2 separate regions of the Homo sapiens genome follow, and region 2 is linked to region 1. A link is a contact called in ENCODE Hi-C data. All regions are on one chromosome and are shown on one strand. The core of a region is the stretch at or near the end of the contact, and the rest is flanking DNA. Distances in the headings are between cores, read along the strand shown. Region 1 overlaps IPCEF1 (interaction protein for cytohesin exchange factors 1). Region 2 overlaps ZDHHC14 (zDHHC palmitoyltransferase 14).

Region 1 (2,764 bases), core at 121-2,620:
GAATCCCTCGTGGAATAGTAACATTAATAACAGAACTTAAAAGTCTCCTTTAGCAAGGATGTAAATGTCGACACTCCCTTCCTCCCCAGCCAGAGTAGTCAAACAGGATGGGTTTCTTCTCCATAAAACACAGAAGCATAACCTACATATCTACTGCACCAGAAATGGCTTCTATAACTTATTTGTTTATTTACTCCGCTCCAATTCCCAGAAATCAAAATGAACTTTCCCATAGGGATCACCTGATGCCTTTAACGTATCCCTCATTAAAACGGCTGGGAATAGGAGGAAGAAAGCAGACTCACCATTTGATTGCTATACCAGTACAGTGACGACCCCTTCAGTATCACCCAGAACTTTTTCCATTTGTTGCTTAGGAAACTTCCCTTTTCCTTTTTCTTATACAGCCACCCTTGGCAGTCAGCATGGCCCAGATCTTTACACGATATCCTCCTCCGACTCATCGTGAGAAAACCTGCAATGATTACATGAAGAGGTAGATAATGTATTACCCTGATTTGGTAGGTAAAGTATTATCCTGATTTATGTGACAGAGTGAAAGGCAACTTTTAATTGTTAACCCCCCGGGGAGCTGGATTTTTCACCAAGATTTATGCAAAGCCTATGCAAAACCTATGCAAAACCAATGCAAAAAAAAAAAAAAAAAGCCATGTGTCTGTTTTATTTTTAAACATTTGTTTCATGCTTAGAAGGTATAAGATACGGCCAAAGAAACAGCGCAGCAGGAGTAATATGCAAGTATTAGTCTAAGAATAGTATTCACCAAGAATAAGTTGAAAATAATTAAAATTGTAAGGCTGGCGGGCATATCAGTGCAGTAACATAGCTCCTCTCAACAATAACAGCCGTAGTTATGCAATAGATGTTGAAGGGTTAATGCCCACCTCAATACACAGCTACTTCCCGACTCACTGCCAGTTTTTCTAAGCTCTTTTGACATACCACGAGGGATTAATCCAAATGAACAACATGTCGTCATTTCTTAAAATCGATTCAACAATAACCAAAAATTAATCTGCCGTCCACCTCCTCTTATTAGCATTAAGACAGACAGAAATCTGATCCCAAGGAAGGCACCCCGGAGAAAAGCCACACTCAACGTACACAAAATGGAGATAAAGAAACAAAAGAGATCTAATTACCTTGAGTTTTCCTCCTGGGCTTCTGACGCAAGGGAACCTGCTGAAAATGCAGGAAGGAAAGAAAAGAGGAAATTTCTGATTGTGTTGTAACATTTGTAAAGAGAGAAGGAGGGAGGAGGTGGCAGTGTTTATGAGCAGGATGGAATCTAAAAAAAAACTCTCCAGGCAGAGCTTAACGGGGAGCTACTAGCTGAGGCACAAAATGTGCTAATTAGAATCAATATACATTGAGCTGAACCTGAAAAAAAAAAAAAGTCACAGAGCATTTATCACTGATGTTTCCTGTTCCCACCCACAAGCCGCTCTCACTACTACTTTAGTTATGATAGCACAGTGTTCACGGAAGTTTTAAAAATCAAAAAATATTTCCCCTTTTGTGTTTTTGTGAGAGAAGGAAAAATATATCTGCTTCTTTTGCAATTTCTAAATAACAATGATTATTCAGATAAACCTGGAAGATAATTGTTACAATCTCAAAATATTAGAGTCACTTGACTATTCAGCTCATAGTCCTGCTACCACGTAGGGTTAGACCTAAACCACATGAATTAAATATCCCAGAAAATGAAATTCCACAACCTCTTTCAGTGAGAGTTCAGTAGCAATCAACCCTCCTTATCAGGAAATTCTTATTTACAGACAAATTAAAGTTTGTTATTCTGTCTTTAAATATCTCTGAATATTTCTCACGTTTTATGGAAGATAAATTAGTTACCACCTACTATTCTGTACTAGCTCTTCAAATCAGACATAAGACAACATATATGAAATATACATTTTTTCCACAATACATTTTAAACAAACATACAATCAGACTATCAGCAAAAATAAAAAATATTTTTAAGTGCTTTAAAATACGTGTGTGTGTGTGTGTGTGTGTGTGTGTGTGTAGAGAGAGAGAAAAAAAATTTTGCTTAAAGAAGTTCTATTTGTTTTTTCTTTACAAATATCTAAGCTGAACTGATTTAAATTTGAAAGACAACCTTTTCCGTTAACAGGTAGAGAACTCAGGGGAAAAAACGTGTGAAAATGAAAAGCAGTTCCAAAATTTGGTATGTAATCTTAGTACAGCATTTTATAATGTTTTCTAGAGGTTCCTGGCTTATAGTCTACATATCTAACTATTGATCTGATAGCTATTGTATATGGTTCTACTGTATGTTTGAAGAAGGGATATGACATAGTGAAAAGAGGAGAAGGTCTTTAAATCCAGAGGCCTGGAACCAATTCCTGGCTATTATAATTAGTAGCTGTGGTGCCCAAGAAAATAGCACTCTCTGAATCTGCTTCTTCATTTATAAAATGAAGATATTGATAATAATTCTAATCCTATAGGTCTTATAAAGATTTTACAAGATTTATTTGTGAAAATCCTCTGAGAACTAAACAACATCCCTTTATATGAGTATGTGTAATATAATATTATATCGTTGAGATAAACAAATACTTTATATCTAATAAACAGAAAAAAATCATAATTTTTATAAGTATGATTTATGTATCCTTCAGCAATTACAACGAAGCTAAAGTGTTTAAATTATATTTCCTGGGAAATATAGATCCCAAGAAATATTGCACTGACATTTCATCTGACCAATGTT
Region 2 (2,820 bases), core at 281-2,780, 3.3 Mb after region 1:
CCAATGGCTCTAAAGTCATGCCCACGGAAAGAGGCAAGTGACTGATTCTGGAGTGAATTTTTGCTGCACTTGCTGGGGAGCAAAGCTGTCCTGGAGAAGAGCGTGTCAGCCAGGAAGCGGGGCCGACTGTTGCCACATCAGTTGCCTACACAACAGCTACAGTACACCTTCTTCAAAAGCCTGTGGGGCAGCAGGTGCCCGGCTGAAGACCACTTATCCCAGAGAGATGGCCAACCACCACGTCCTCGTGAATCACCTTTGCAATCTGCTTCTGTAAACGCCACGTTGTTAGAACGTCTTAAAATATTGATATCAAAGATATCTAATGGCTTATAAAAGTTATCCTTATACAATTTCAATGAAAATATGCAAAATACAAAATTGGATGTACATTGGGATCTTAATATATATAGGAATTATAAGGAAATATAAACAAGTTTTTTTTTGTGATTGGACTGGCAAGTAATTTTAGTTTTTTTCTCTGTACGTTTCTGATATTCCCTATGATGAGCATGTGTTACCTTTATAATTAGAAGAAAAAAAATCAGTAAATGTCATTACATAAACTCTAGCATTAATAGATATGCATTCAGCAAACATTTATTAAGCAGTACTTCTTACTCATTGCCTTGGCCTTGGCAAATCACGAATTCTCTCTAGGGGCTTTGTGTTTTCATCTGGATAATGGGATCCCACGGCCTTGCCTGACTCACAGAAGCATTATGAGGAACGGATGCATTAACCTGAAGAAGCTGTGAAAATAGCAGATTGCTTATCCAAGCACAACATTATGAGGCGTGGCGTGTCTAATCACGAACCCACTAGAACATGAGAAAGAAGAAATTGAACAAGACTGTAATGAGTTGTTTGGAATGGAAGCCCATAAGAAACTAAAACCAAAAAATAGTCAGCATTTAAATGCAGAGTGCAGAAGGACATTTCGGGGAGCCCAGGTCCTCAGAGCGTGGGGGTGTTAGCTGCCCTGTGCAAGGCGGTCCTTTATTGGAAATCGCCTCAGAGAGCATTGCTGAGTGTGGCTTCTTGCAACTACACCTGAGAACGACATTCACTCTGCTTCATTGAAAACAATCTATCCCGTGTGTGGAAGAAGCATGCCTTGCTGGGGTCAGGGCCAGGGACAAAGCTCAGAGGCCATGCTGAGTTTTCATCAAACACCTGCTGAGCAGCTGGCACGTGCCAGGACACGGTCTAGGCTGAAGGCTGCCATCGTAGTGCAGAATAGAATCCCGTGGAGGTTGGAAATGTTTACCTGCTTGCTTTTTTTCTTACCGTGTGTATTATTTTCAGTAATAAAATGTATACATATACAAGTGAGCACCTTCCCCTGGAAATTCTGACTCAGCAGGTAGAGTGTCCGACGGGCGCGCATGTGAGACCTGCTGTCCCGGCGCTCAGATACACATGGGGGACAAAAATGACAAAGCAGCCACCCTCAGTTTATAATTAGGAAACAGAAACTATACACGCACACCTGGCACAGAGCAGGTGCTCTCACCCAGACCTCTTGAATTGTTGAGTTGAATTTATTTATTTATTTGAGATGGAGTTTCACTGTTGTCACCCAGCCTGGAGTGCAGTGGCGTGATCATGGCTCACTTTAACCTCCACCTCCTGGTTTCAAGTGATTCTGCCTCCACCTCCCAAGTAGCTGGGATTATAGGTGTGCACCACCACACCCGGCTATTTTTTGTATTTTTTGTAGATAAGTGGGGTTTTCACCATGTTGGCCTCCCAAAGTGCTGGGATTACAGGTGTGAGCCACTGTGCTGGGCCCTGAATTTAAAAGTTAAACGCAGAATACATAGATGTTCTCAGAGGGTTAGATACTTTTTTTCCCTTAGTATCTGAGGTTTTTGTGGGTTCAGTGAGAAACCTGGGTGTTTATAACATATAAACAAAATGATTTCAGTTCCTCAACTCACACAGCTTTTCACAGGGAAGGGGCAGAAGATGCAGCTTGAAGGTATCCAGAAAACATGTGTGGGGCAGTCAGACGGAGCAGCTGCAGCCTGGGGGCGTAGGGGCTGTGGGGACCTGCAGTAGCCTGGTTGGCAACCATGAGAAGAGAGAGGAAGGGCCTATAAGTCAGTCCATCTGTGACCACAACACCCACAGCCCTGGGCAATGAAGGGCAGAAGTGGGGACCAGGGATGCCCAACTGGGGTTTAGCCGTGAGAACAGCTGGTGCAGCCTCAGAGAAGGCGCTGCAGAAGCTCCCAGGGTGGACGCTGGGACTCCTGGGCCAGAAGCTCTGTGAGCGTGGCGAGGGGTCTCTGCCTTGTTCCGCTGTCCCTGGCTGGCCCCTCATTTTCTGTTGGTGGGGCCAGGGCTGCTGCTGGGCTCTCCATGCGATTCTCTAGGCAGATTTGGGGTGGGGGCTCCCGAGAGGGTCTGTGAAGACTACCACTTCTCCAGGTACAGAGAGGGAGGGGACCCTAAGCTGCTGCCTCTCGCTGAGGTCAGCAGACACTCGATGAGCCACCTGAGCAGCTCATTCGCAGGCAGGTTCCAGGCCCAGTCCTGAGCTCACCACCCAGAGTCTGTTGGAGACAGGACCTGGGAATCTGCATCTAGCACAGTAATGTTTGAGAGTCACTGACTTAAAATATCCTCACATATATAGGGAGCGTTTTATGTGTGTGAAGTGTAGTGCTGTGGAGAGGGGCAGCCTCCTCAGAAAATGGAGGTTGTGTCAGCTAGGAAGCTGCTCAGGACAACGGTTCCCTCCCGCCTCCCACCGCCCCCCAAGCACCCACTGTGCCCAGGTCAAGGAAGAACCTAGAACTCCCCAACCCCACC

The links. Hi-C counts contacts between places; a loop is a spot of excess contacts on that map. Pooled maps may share reads with other maps.
Region 2: a loop to region 1 is called in a map with no recorded cell type, with 13 times the contacts of the local background. The contact joins two enhancer-like sites. A Hi-C loop is called at or near these places in 8 of 37 single-sample maps with no recorded cell type and 4 of 50 pooled maps.

The regions. Positions count from the first base shown.
Region 1 is chr6:154,246,286-154,249,049 of GRCh38, forward strand. It overlaps IPCEF1 (interaction protein for cytohesin exchange factors 1), which reads right to left. Exons shown (of 12, transcript NM_001130700.2): 4 at 1,164-1,203; 5 at 306-475. It also overlaps a transcript of OPRM1 not described here. Among named protein-coding and RNA genes, the nearest start is that of IPCEF1, 110 kb to the right of the region's middle. Within about 2 kb of position 1,371, at least 5 of the 41 ENCODE cell types and tissues checked have a DNase peak (open chromatin) inside an H3K27ac peak, as active enhancers do.
Region 2 is chr6:157,560,121-157,562,940 of GRCh38, forward strand. All of the region lies in intron 2 of ZDHHC14 (zDHHC palmitoyltransferase 14), which reads left to right. Among named protein-coding and RNA genes, the nearest start is that of MIR3692, 32 kb to the left of the region's middle. RefSeq lists enhancers at 1,288-1,417, 1,695-2,668, 1,778-1,857, 1,978-2,057. Within about 2 kb of position 1,531, at least 6 of the 41 ENCODE cell types and tissues checked have a DNase peak (open chromatin) inside an H3K27ac peak, as active enhancers do.